Linked DNA regions of Mus musculus: regions 1 and 2 are each linked to region 3. A link is a contact called in ENCODE Hi-C or POLR2A ChIA-PET data. All regions are on one chromosome and are shown on one strand. The core of a region is the stretch at or near the end of the contact, and the rest is flanking DNA. Distances in the headings are between cores, read along the strand shown. Region 1 holds the start of Kif22 (kinesin family member 22). Region 2 holds the start of Tmem219 (transmembrane protein 219). Region 3 holds the start of Cdipt (CDP-diacylglycerol--inositol 3-phosphatidyltransferase (phosphatidylinositol synthase)).

Evidence for each region. Hi-C counts contacts between places; a loop is a spot of excess contacts on that map. ChIA-PET counts read pairs that join two places held with the same protein, here RNA polymerase II (POLR2A).
Region 1: POLR2A ChIA-PET joins it to region 3 with 10 read pairs in Patski. The contact joins the promoter of Kif22 here to the promoter of Cdipt in region 3. A Hi-C loop is called at or near these places in 1 of 37 maps with a recorded cell type or tissue (T-helper 17 cell). POLR2A ChIA-PET finds 5 or more read pairs at or near these places in 2 of 5 experiments (Patski and embryonic stem cell).
Region 2: POLR2A ChIA-PET joins it to region 3 with 16 read pairs in Patski. The contact joins the promoter of Tmem219 here to the promoter of Cdipt in region 3. POLR2A ChIA-PET finds 5 or more read pairs at or near these places in 2 of 5 experiments (Patski and embryonic stem cell).

The regions. Positions count from the first base shown.
Region 1 is chr7:127,040,115-127,043,996 of GRCm38, reverse strand. Kif22 (kinesin family member 22) reads left to right here and starts at 1,577. Exons shown (of 14, transcript NM_145588.1): 1 at 1,577-1,653. The coding sequence starts at 1,596.
Region 2 is chr7:126,896,218-126,900,253 of GRCm38, reverse strand. Tmem219 (transmembrane protein 219) reads left to right here and starts at 1,976. Exons shown (of 6, transcript NM_026827.1): 1 at 1,976-2,030; 2 at 3,027-3,228; 3 at 3,316-3,505. The coding sequence starts at 3,064.
Region 3 is chr7:126,975,092-126,978,785 of GRCm38, reverse strand. It overlaps Cdipt (CDP-diacylglycerol--inositol 3-phosphatidyltransferase (phosphatidylinositol synthase)), which reads right to left and starts at 2,328. Exons shown (of 6, transcript NM_026638.4): 1 at 1,980-2,328; 2 at 1,734-1,868; 3 at 371-524. The coding sequence starts at 2,022. Cdiptos (CDIP transferase, opposite strand) reads left to right here and starts at 2,940. Exons shown (of 6, transcript NM_001362232.1): 1 at 2,940-2,960; 2 at 3,395-3,479. The coding sequence starts at 3,399.

The sequences.
Region 1 (3,882 bases), core at 328-2,827, 66 kb before region 3:
GTTTGAGTCTAGAATGCCAGACAAAAGGTCAGTTCTTGAGGACACCAAATCTGGGCCCCCCTCCCCATCTGATGAGTCTACACACATTTTTGTGTGCTTTGCCTTCAATAAATTTCAAGGTTAGCCTAGTCTACATAGTAAGTTCGAGGACAACCAGGGCCACTTAGAGAGACCCCCATCTCTAAATAAATAAATAACAGCAACAACAAAACATTCAGAGTGGTGCAAAGTTTTTACATATCAAACTGAAAGTTTGCTTTTAAGAATTCAGAAGTAAGACGGGCAGTGGTGGTGCACACCTTTAATCCCAGCATTTTGGAAGCAGAAGCAGGCAGATTTCTGAGTTCAAGGTCAGCCTGGTCTACAGAGTGAGTTTCAGGACAGCCAGGGCTATACAGAGGAAATCCTGTCTCGAAGAAGAAAAAGAAAGGAAAAAAAAAAAAAAAGAATTTAGAAGTAATAACCAAAATGTCAAACAGTCCAGTTTCCATTTCCATGGTAATGAAGTTAACCTTAAGTCACTAGACTGTGACCAATCAGTTCTTGATTGTGTGAAATGCCGTCTCATTCTAGACCTGTAAATTGTGCTAGTCAATATCTTTGAATTTAGCTGGGTGTAGTGACACACAACTTTGATTCCTGTCTTTAGTCCCAGCACCAGGAAGGCAAAGACAGACAGGTCTCTGTGAGTTTGAGTCCAGTTTAGTCTACACCATTCTGGGACAGCCAGGGCTACCTAAAGATAATCTGTCTCACTGTGGTCCTTCATGGTTAGATGGCAAAGTGTTGCAGCTTCCAGGGCAGAAGAGCGCAGGTCTTTGTTAGTTTAAACCCAGCCTGGTCTACATAGTGAGTTACAATGTTGCTAGTTAGAGACCCAAAGACCACCAAAGTCTGGTTTGACAATCTGTATTAAGTCGCTAGAAAATTCCTGGAAAGAAACTCCTCACAAAGCAGTCTCAACTGCATTTTACAGAAGCTTTTAAAGGTAAAGAGCACACAAAAACTACATCCTGTTTGGCAGTTGCAGGGCAAAGGAAAGCAAGCAGTTTAACAGAAGCCAAACGCATGCAATTAGCTGGGGGCATTTTGTCCCAAGATTCTAAAACAGGGCTGGGAACTTTCCCACAGTAAGAAAAAAAAAAGGGGTGGTGGTGGGGGAGTCAAGTTCAAAGAGGAACTTTTTGCCTTCTCACACCAGGACAGCCAGGGCTACAAAGAGATTCTGTCCGCTCCAAAAGGCAAAAATTGTATTCAGAGCTGGGAACTTTGAATATAGAATCAATCAAGTGCTTTCAGAAGAAAAGCTGAGAAGGAAAAGTCGGGCGAAAGTCTGCATTTAGCCAATTCCAACCTGGCAATTCAAAAGCCTGAAAGTGCAGGGACCTCAGTTACTGACCATTTAGTGACAGACTCCAGGGCCCTATCCCTGGGAATATTTTGCTTTCGAGACCGGAAGTGAGCCCGAGACGGCGGAATTACGGTAAATTAGAACCGAAACTTCCGGCGGCACGTAGCTGCGATTGGTCGAATCTGAGAGGGAGGCGGGGCCCCGGTAATTCAAAAGAGAGAAGCGGGCCGAAGAAGGGAAGGCTATGAGCTTAAGGGCTAAGACGTGTCCGCAGCGACGGGAGATGGCGTCGGCCACCTCAGGTACGCGGGCCGGGAGGAGGGAGCACCACTGCGTGAGACTTACAGAGTAGCAGTGGTCCCGGAAAATCCAGCCGGCGCGGGGCGGAAGGGCGAGGGGACGCTGGCTGGCGGGCGTGGAGGTGGGCGCCACCGCACCCTGTCCTCTATTCGCTGCCTTCGGCGGTGTAGAGGGGGTTGAGACCCTGCCGAGGCTCCAGCTCCTGTCTAGAGCCTGAGCGCTAATGTGTGCGCTTCAATTTGTGTCATCTGTAAAGCCGGGCAGCCACCCGTCTGTAAAGACTGAGCAGCGAAGAGCCTCTTTATCTGTCTGTCTGTCTGTCTGTCTGTTCAGAGATCCCACTCCGACTGAAGGCTGTGTGAGATCACACGGCAAAGGAAAATCCTTTCCCTCCAGCCTTGGAACCGGATGCTGTTTTCCTGGTGAAAAGGCTGGCTGCCAGGAGATTCCAAATCTTTCCTAAGACGATTTGCGTATGCGTGTCTTTCCTCTTTCTATAGGCCGAAATCTGGCCTGTTTGTTTGGCTTTGGGGGAGGCAGACCTTTAGGAGAACGCCTCAGCCAGGCAGTGCTGCAAGCATTTTGTGATGAACCGTTTAATGTTGTACAGAGCTCTGAGGTCATGACTGTTAATGCCCTGTCTTTAACAAAAAGCTTTAATTTTATCAATGTGTGCCACCTATGTGTGGATCTCCGCAGAAGCCAGAAGTGTTGGACCCTCTAAAGCTGGAGTTACTGGCAGCTGTGAGCCACCAGATGTGGACCCTGGGAACCAAACTCAGAACCTCTAGAAAACTAATAGGCACTCAATTTCTAAGGCTCACCAGCCCCCTGTACTTGTGTTTTGACAAGAGGAAGCAGGCATAAATGGGGTAGATAGCTTCTTCAAGATAGCACAACTAGTAAATATTGGGAATCTAAATTCACACTCAGGTAGTTACACTGTAATGCCTCTGCCCTTGACAGTTATGTCCGAATACAGACTCTGAGACCCAGGGTGCTTGGTATGTAGTAAACGTTAAAGTGCTGAAAGACTGTTAGCCCTTTCCAAGAAATTACAATCATTTTCAAATAGTCCCATAAACAAATGTAGTATGAGGAAATACATTGGTAGAAAAGCATAAACTTGTAGTGTAGAATCTGAAACAAACCTTTGGGTATTTTGAGAAATCTTTATTAAGAAATGGTAATTGGAAGCTGAGTGGTGGCGCACACCTTTAATCCCAGAACTCAAGAGGCAGAGGCAGGTGGATCTCAGTTCAAGGCCAGCCTGGTCTACAGAGTGGGTTCCAGGACAGCCAGGGCTACACAGAGAAACCCTGTCTGGAAAAACCAAAATAAGAGAAGGGAAGAGAGAGAAATGATAGTTAGGACTGAGAGAGGAGCTGGGTTTAGTGCTCTGTAATTCCAGTAACGGTCCCGTTCACCAGGCTTGGACATGGTGCACATACTTTCGTGCCGAATTTTGAATTCCATTAGTCAGATAGGATTCAGACCGAGAGACTGATTGCCTCCTGGATCTCCATGCAGGCAGGCAAAACACGTACATAAAAAGATAGTGAAAATGGTAGTTAAAGTGGGTTCAGAGGTTGGGTGGACTTTTACTCAACCTTGAAAATATCAAAAAGAGCAAGCGTTGCTTAGCAATAAAAGAGGCCAGGAAGATTGTGGTGAATGGTTGTCTCTTCCTAGTAGAGAGGAGCAAGCTGGGAGCACCGCTCAGCGGTAAAGTCCTTGTCCCGGAAGCCTGAGGACTGAGTTTCATCCCATGTTGAGGAACACTAGGGTTTGATCTTTGGCCTCCATGCCCATGTGCATTCGCACATAGGTGTGGGTGTGCACAAACAGAAGAAGAATTAAAACCTACCACTGGTGTGATCCTCACACGCAAAAGGCCAAGGTAGGAGGATTGGGAGCTCAGGGCCAGCTTTTCTCAAAAAACAAAAACATATTTAAGAAGATAGAGCCAGCCGGGTTTGGTGGCGCATGCCTTTAATCCCAGCACTTGGGAGGCAGAGGCAGGCAGATTTCTGAGTTCGAGGCCAGCCTGGTCTACAAAGTGAGTTCCAGGACAGCCAGAGCTATACAGAGAAACCCTGTCTCGAAAAACCAAAAAAAAAAAAAAAAAAAAAGGTAGAGCCAAGGCTAGCAAGATGGCTCAGCTGCTAAGAAAATTGGATGTTCTTCCAGAGAATCCTGGTTGGGTTCCCAGCACCCACATGGTGGCTCAC
Region 2 (4,036 bases), core at 727-3,226, 78 kb after region 3:
GGGGTGAATAATCTTCCTAGGAATACGGGTGTCGTAGTCAGGGGTGAATAATCTTCCTAGGAATACGGGTGTCGTAGTCAGGGGTGAATAATCTTCCTAGGAATACGGGTGTCGTAGTCAGGGGTGAATAATCTTCCTAGGAATACGGGTGTCGTAGTCAGGGGTGAATAATCTTCCTAGGAATACGGGTGTCGTAGTCAGGGGTGAATAATCTTCCTAGGAATATGGCTGTTGTAGTCAGTCAAGGGTGAATAATCTTCCTAGGAATATGAGTGTCGTAGTTAGGGGTGAATAATCATCCTAGGAATATGGGTGTCGTAGTCAGGGGTGAATAATCTTCCTAGGAATACGGGTGTCATAGTCAGGGTTCTGTTCCTGCACAAACATCATGACCAAGAAGCACTTGGGGAGGAAAGGGTTTATTCTGCTTACACTTCCACATTGCTGTTCATCACCAAAGGAAGTTAGGACTGGAACTCAAGCAGGTCAAGAAGCAGGAGCTGATGCAGAGGCCACGGAGGGATGTTCTTTACTGGCTTGCTTCCCCTGGCTTGCTCAGCCTGCTTTCTTATAGAATTCAAGACTACCAGCCCAGGGATAGCACCCTTGATCAAGGGGCCTTTCGCCCTTGATCACTAATTGAGAAAATGCCTTACAGTTGGATCTCATGGAGACTGAAGCTCCTTTCTCTGTGATAACTCCAGTCTGTGTCAAGTTGACACAAAACCAGCCAGTACAATGGGTATACAAAGTCTCACAGAGACATTGTTTCAAATTTGGGCAGCAATTTTATATCCAGAAGTAGAATTATAACCACATGGCAATACTATTTCTGTTGATTTTCCTTTTTTGGAAAAGTCAAATTCTTCCCCATAACGGTACCAGTGTATGTTCCTACCAACAATGTTCAGCTGAAGTTTCAATTTGTCCACATATTTACCAACACTCGCTAGTTTCTGATCTCTTGTTGGTAGCTACACTAACAGATATGAATGATACCTCATTTTGCTTTTTTTTTTTTGCTTTATTTACATTTTTTGAGAACTGTTATGAACTAAAACCGGAGGTACAAATGTTTTTCTTTAGAGAACCATGTTCCACACTATTAATCCCAGCACACAGGAGGCAGAGGCTGGTGGATCTCTGTGTTCAAAGACACTTTGGTCTACATAAGTGAGTTCCATGTCATCTGCACAGTAAGACCCTGCCCTACCCTAAACCAAAACAAATGTTCTTCTGTAAAGGGGACAGTTTTATCCCCAGGACAACAGGGTTATTATGGCTTTTGCAGAATTAGATTTATTCATTTTGTTGTTGTTTGGTTTTGGAGGGATCCCAGGCTGGCTTCGAACTCCTGATGCTCAGGCCTCCACCTCCTAACTGCTGGGGTTACAGGACTGCATCACCAGAGTGAGGATGAGCCCGAGTTCCTGGCTCCGTGCCTTATGTTGTTTCAGGTAAGATGATATTCCCTCTAAAAGGCTAACAGAGTGAGACGAGATGTTCCCCTTTGAACAGCCTTGCAACTCTAGGGTCCTGGGCACTTAGGGACCTCTCAAGAAAAGAGCCAAAGTCCAAGGGCAAGGTGTGTAGACCGTAAGTATTTGAGAGGGCAGAGAAGAGCAAAACCTATACACTACACACAGAGGGGAAGAGTAAAGTCCCATCCATCCCAGAGGACCCCCAAGTCCTTCCCAGAAGCCTGGGTGAGGTTCTGACCCTCCTGTGCTCTCTCAGGAGGGAGACCCTGAGATGTCCAAAACGGCTAGCACGGCCTCCCTCGGCTGTTGCTAGTTTTATCACCTACTCCCAAGTTACTCCCTCCACTTGGCCCATTGGGTGACTTTTCTTTTGGTTCGGCCGGAACTAGGCCAGGGAGTAGCCAGCAACCTTTCCAACCGTGGTCACCGCGCATGCGCGTCTGAATGGACTGGGGCGGGGCCGGAGCGTGCACGCGCGAGCAAGGCCCCGCCTCTCCGCCAAGCCACCCATGACGTCACGGGGCGCCGGCCTCTGCTGGGCTGCAAGCGGTGAGAGCTAGTGGCGAACGGATCTGACGCCGCTTGATCGGGAAGGGATGCGGGTGTCGAGATCCTTCTGGAGGGGCTTTGGGGAGGACGGGAGGTCCAGATGCACCAGCCGCTACTGCCCCTCAGGCTCTGCCCTCCCTCCTCCTCCCCTCCCCCTTGCAGAAATGCCGGGACGTGGAGCCACGCCGGGGCCGAGCATATGTGACACCTGTGTTTCCCAGTGGCTTCCACACTTTCCCACGCTGTCCCCCTCACACCTTATAATGATCTCCTGCCTTCCAGATGCTTATTTTCATCAGTCTATCGCTTCTTGCCTGGAATAGGGTACTCGGAAATTGGAGATGGATTTTAGACCGTAGCCCTACCACTTCTGAGTCCCTGAGCTTCAGTATTCTACTGGCTTCTGGCCTTAAGGATCAGTATGACACCAATAGAAAGAAAGGAGATGGACGTCTGTTGAATTCCTGCATGGCCAAGTACTGAGCAAACAGCTGCCCAGTCGAATCCTCATTACTTGGTGCTCTTAGAACTCCCTTTCAGGACATCCTAACCTCACAGACAACCAACTGGCTTGGTTGCATGTGTGAGCGCCGTCCATTCCTACCTGGCTAGTTAGCTTAACTCCAAACTGGAAACTGAACCCAGACACTTCCGGTCTGGATTGTGACTTGGCTGCCAAAGCCTCACCCCAGATCAACTGCTTCCTCTTTCTCCAGCTGAGAATTCGTTTCACATCTCTTTTGCTAGTACAGAATGCTCTTCCCTGCTTCTCCTTTGGATATTTCAGAAACGAAAGAAAGCTTTTTTTTTTTTTAAGTGCTGTAAGGAGGTGAACTTTTGGAGTTCAGAATCTTGGATTTTGGTCCTGGCTCTGTCACTTTCTGCGTGGCCTTGAGCAAATTCATTGTCTTCTAACCTTAGGTTATCTTTGTATAGCATGGGTGAGTGCCTTCTGACCAGCAGGCTCTTGTCTAGTTCTCCCTTACTGTCCTCCAGCAGGCACCCCACGGAGGCCCAGACCCCTCTGCTCCCCATGGGCAGCTGCCAGGCAGGGCACAACTTGCATCTCTGTCTGGCTCATCACCCACCTTTGGTCTGTGCCACTTTGATCCTGCTGCTCCTTGGCCTTTCTGGCCTGGGCCTTGGTGGCTTCCTCCTCACCCACACAACTGGCCTCCGTAGCCCTGACATTCCCCAGGTAAGTACCCGGGGTGCTCACCCTTGTGGTATATACCCGCCCCTGCTGCTCTTCTCACCTCTCTGTCACTCTCCTTTTTGCACGCAGGATTGGGTTTCCTTCTTGAGATCTTTTGGCCAGCTAAGTCTGTGCCCCATGAATGAGACAGTCACAGGGACGTGGCAAGGGCCTCACGTCGTCGGCTTACTGACCACTTTGAACTTCGGAGATGGTCCAGACAGAAACAAAACCCAAACATTCCAAGCCAAGATCCATGGTAGTCAGATAGGATTGACAGGTGAGACCTGGGGAAAATGGCGGTCCAATGTCACGACATTTAGGGTTGGGCTTGACTTCTGACTTCACCAGACTGCTAACTTGGACACATCCGTACACCTTAGTGACTTTTGCTATGACACAGGTTAGATAGGATGAGATACTTACAATGAATGCTGTCCGCAATATAGGTTCTGTGTTTTGGCTTTGCTGTTCTGGTTCCAAGTTTCTTCAACTCTGTCCTAAAATATACCAAGAGGCCTCAGGTTTAAAAGCAAGGCCCTGCCCCATTAGGCATAGAAAGTTAGATAGATACGAAGAGAGAGTGCAAGCATGCCAGCCTTCCTGGGTTATAGAGTGAGTTCCAGGTCATCCCGGACTACATGTCAAGATCTGAAACCACCTCCAAAATGTATATCACTCATTTAAAGTATACAACTAAGTTACTTTTGGTCTATTTTTTTAGATTTATTTATTATATGTAAGTACACTGTAGCCATCTTCAGACACCCCAGAAGAAGGCATCAGATCTCATTACAGATGGTTGTGAGCC
Region 3 (3,694 bases), core at 1,079-3,578:
TACAAAGCACCCATACGTCTTCCCCCATTTGGAACCCTAAATTATTCAGCCAGGCCCATGCTAGAAATTGCTCACACCACCTATAAAAATGACAAGCCCACTCAGAGACACAGGGATTACCCAGGGGCTTAAGGACAGCGGCATGCAGGGATATGCCTATAACTTCAGGAGTCAGGAGGCTGACGTAGGAAGACTGTCATGAATTTGAGGCCTACATGAGCACATACTAAATTCTAAGCAAGCCTTGGTCTACTGTCTCAAGGAGAGAGGAAAAAGAAACCACCCACAAGCCTGAAGCCATCCCAGTCCCCGCCCCACTGTAATGCCTTCCACTCACCAGCACCCCAAGCATCAATCAAAGCAAACAAACCTGTGCAGATGCAGCCAGTGACTGGCCACGTCCAAGCTCATGCTGAGCTGGAAGAGAAGGGTGGCTCGTGGGTAGAGCAGGGCCAGGTTGACCAAGAGACACATGGTGGCGCAACGGTCCGTCAGCATGTCGAGCATGGCCCCAAACCGGGTTCCTGAAAAATGATGACTACTAAGTGGAAAGGGACTGTTTGGCATAGTGGACCTGTGACAGGTACCCGCTCTGGCCTATCACTCCAGGCTGACAATAAAAGGAGTTTGAAAGTGCCTACCATCTACTGCCAGAGAAGGAAAGATGGTGAGGCCAGAAGGGCATGGGTTATGAGGACAAGAAATGAGAAGGCATGGGGCTATGGCAAGAAAGAGGTATTGGAATGGGGAAACTCTATCTTCAACTCCTCTAACCCAAAACCAGGCCCCAAAGAAAGGCAAGCAGACCCAAAGTCTCAGAGGCAATTTTAGAAGTGGGTCTGGGGAACTCGATTACAAAATTAAGTCAGAGCTCCAAACATCATCTGCTTTCCTCCCACCGGGCACCAACCTCTCTTCCAGAATCCCGAATGTTTGTGCCTAGCAACTACCTAGTAAACACCTGTTGAATGGAACTTTGTTATTTACTTACATTTTTAAAAGTTTATTTATCTTCTATGGTCTCAGTGTCTATCAGCGTATATATATATATATACACACACACACACACACACATATATATATATAGCCTGAAGAGGACATTGATTCCTTGGAACTGGTGGTTGTAAGCCATCATGTTGGTTCTGGGAATCAAATCTAGGTCCTCTAGAAGAACAGTAAGCATTCTTTCGGTTTTGTTGTTGTTGTTTGTTTTGTTTGCTTTGTTTGTTTGTTTTTGAGACAGGGTTTCTCTGTATAGCCCTGGCTGTCCTGGAACTCACTTTGTAGACCAGGCTGGCCTCAAACTCAGAAATCTGCCTGCCTCTGCCTCCCAAGTGCTGGGATTAAAGGCGTGCGCCACCACCGCCAGGCAGCAGTAAGCAGTCTTAACCTCTGAGAACAAACTTAGCCTTCAGCCCCAATCACTTATTTTTGCAGGATTTTACTGTGTAGTCCTGGCTCACGTGGTACTCAATATGACTTCTGACTTGGAGCAATCTACCTACCTTATCAGTGCTGGCATTACAAGCATGAGCCATTATGCCACACCCGAATGGAATTCCATGCTCACAGCTATGCAGGGTCTAGGTCTTCCACACCCATCCCAAACAGAGATCAATCATCAAGAGCAAGCTTATATCCTAGGCAGCTCTCAACGAGGTTCTGAGAAAGCAGGGAAAGGACAGAGGATGTTGGGACCCCAGTTAGTGCTGGTGGTGGTAAAGTTCTGTCACCTTGATTAAGGGCTCGAGCTGCGTGTCCATCGAAAGCGTCTAGGAGTCCGCTGAGTAGATAGAAGGAGGAGGCCGTGAAGGGGCAGCAGGGCATAAAGTAGAAGGAAATGATGGCGAAGACAATCCGGGCATAACCTTGGGATGGGATGGGAGAGGTACAGGGTGTGATTGGGGAGCCAGCTTAGGGTTTCTCGCGCCCCTCCCCACCCCCACCCCGCTGGTTTTGGGGCCGCAGGCAGCACTCACCGATAAGGTTAGGCACGAACAGGAAGATATTTTCCTCTGGCATCTTGGCGGCTCCCCTTGTCGTCTCGGCCCAGGTCTGGAGGGGCAAGGTCTTGGTACCAGCCTTACCAGCGTGGTCTCACCTTTCAGCTCCGGGCATCAGCCGCTCCACCTGAGCCCTGGGCCCAGTTCCCCCGGGCAATCCCAGCTGTTAGAGCCCGCAGGGCGCCGGGGTGCGGGACACCCCTGGGCACAGCTCACGCACACCTGGCCTTCCGATGGGCAGGAGCTGACGTCTCCAGCAGCGGGCTCCGCAGCTCCGCTGCGCCTGGCTTCTGGAGCCTACTCTTCTGTCCGGGACGTTAAGAACATCGGAAGAAGGAGAGAGCGGCTTTTAAATATAAATAAATTAATTAAATAAATAATGGCTGAGGTCCCTTTAAGGCCGGCCTGCTTCCTTTTCCTGCCGGGGCCCCTAGGCTTCGGCTCGTACCAACGCACAGGGGAGGGGAGAGACTCGAGAGCCAGCCGCAAAGGAAGAAACTGGAAAGGGAGCAGCAGAAGAGACCTGAGAGGGAATCTGCATTTTGCATTTCACAGAGGGCGTAAACTCCTGGAGGCAACCGTAAGGCGTAGAGATTACTCCGTCCCGAGTCTGCGCCTCCCCAAGAGATTGGGTGACTTAGTACAGCCCACATCGCTTCCCCGCCCGCGACGCTTGCGATCCTCGTCGCTCTCCGGGACCCAGGCTGGGAAGAGGTGGCTAGAGAGGCTCCGAGCATGCCTGCCGCTTGCTTCTAGCGCCGCCCTGGTGGTGGGAGGATTAGAGCCCAAGTTCCACCCTAACGCCTTTCCATCTCCTAAATGCCTTGATATAACTCTGGGGTCACCGCCTCCAAGAAGGAATCAGGAGAGCCAGTATGGCACACTAGGACATTGTCCTTAGTTCTAGAACCTCTAGTCTCCTAGCAACGGAACCATAGAACTTCCGTAAACATTTAGGTCTTTATAGCAATCCGGAGCAGCACTTCCCTGGCTCTCCCTCTTCCCAACCTTCTTTCCCGGACTCCCAATCCCCTGAGGCCCATCATAGGGTCCCCTTAGAACTTTCCGTCCCCCCTCCTGCCGAGTACCCTAAGATTTCAACCAATTAGCCGGGTCGGGGACTGCATGTTGGCTGTCTTGCCTAAGGAAGTGCCTTGGCAGAAAAGGAGGAAGAAGGGCTCTGGAGGGAATAGGGAAGGGAGTTGTTCTGAGAGCCCCTCCCTTCAACTTAGTAGGCAAAACAACCAATTTTTTCAAGGACAGAACTGAGTCAGTAGGATGTTTGAGCTATAGTTATGGACTAAATAAATCTGGGGCCCCGGGAGTGGAGTGAGGCGGAATCTGAGGGGGTGTGGGTTGGCTTCTCAGTCTAACAAAAACTTCGTTTCCAGGAGGATGGCATCCACATCTGCCAGGAGTGGGGACAAAAAGGACATCAGGTCATCTCAAGCTGCCGCCTCCTTAGGTGGAGGGCAGGTAAACGACAATGGAAAAGTGAAGGAGATGGGAAGAGCCAGGCAGGGAGCCCTGTCTGAGCCATGAGCCTTGAGCCTTAGCCTTGAGCCTTAACCCTAAGGCCCCACAGACAGCTTTCCAGGTCTAGGGCCTTCTAATACCAGTTTCCCAAGCCAGAGCCTGCAGCCTGGAAGACACCAGACCAATGGGAATTTGCAGACTGAATTCTAACTTCC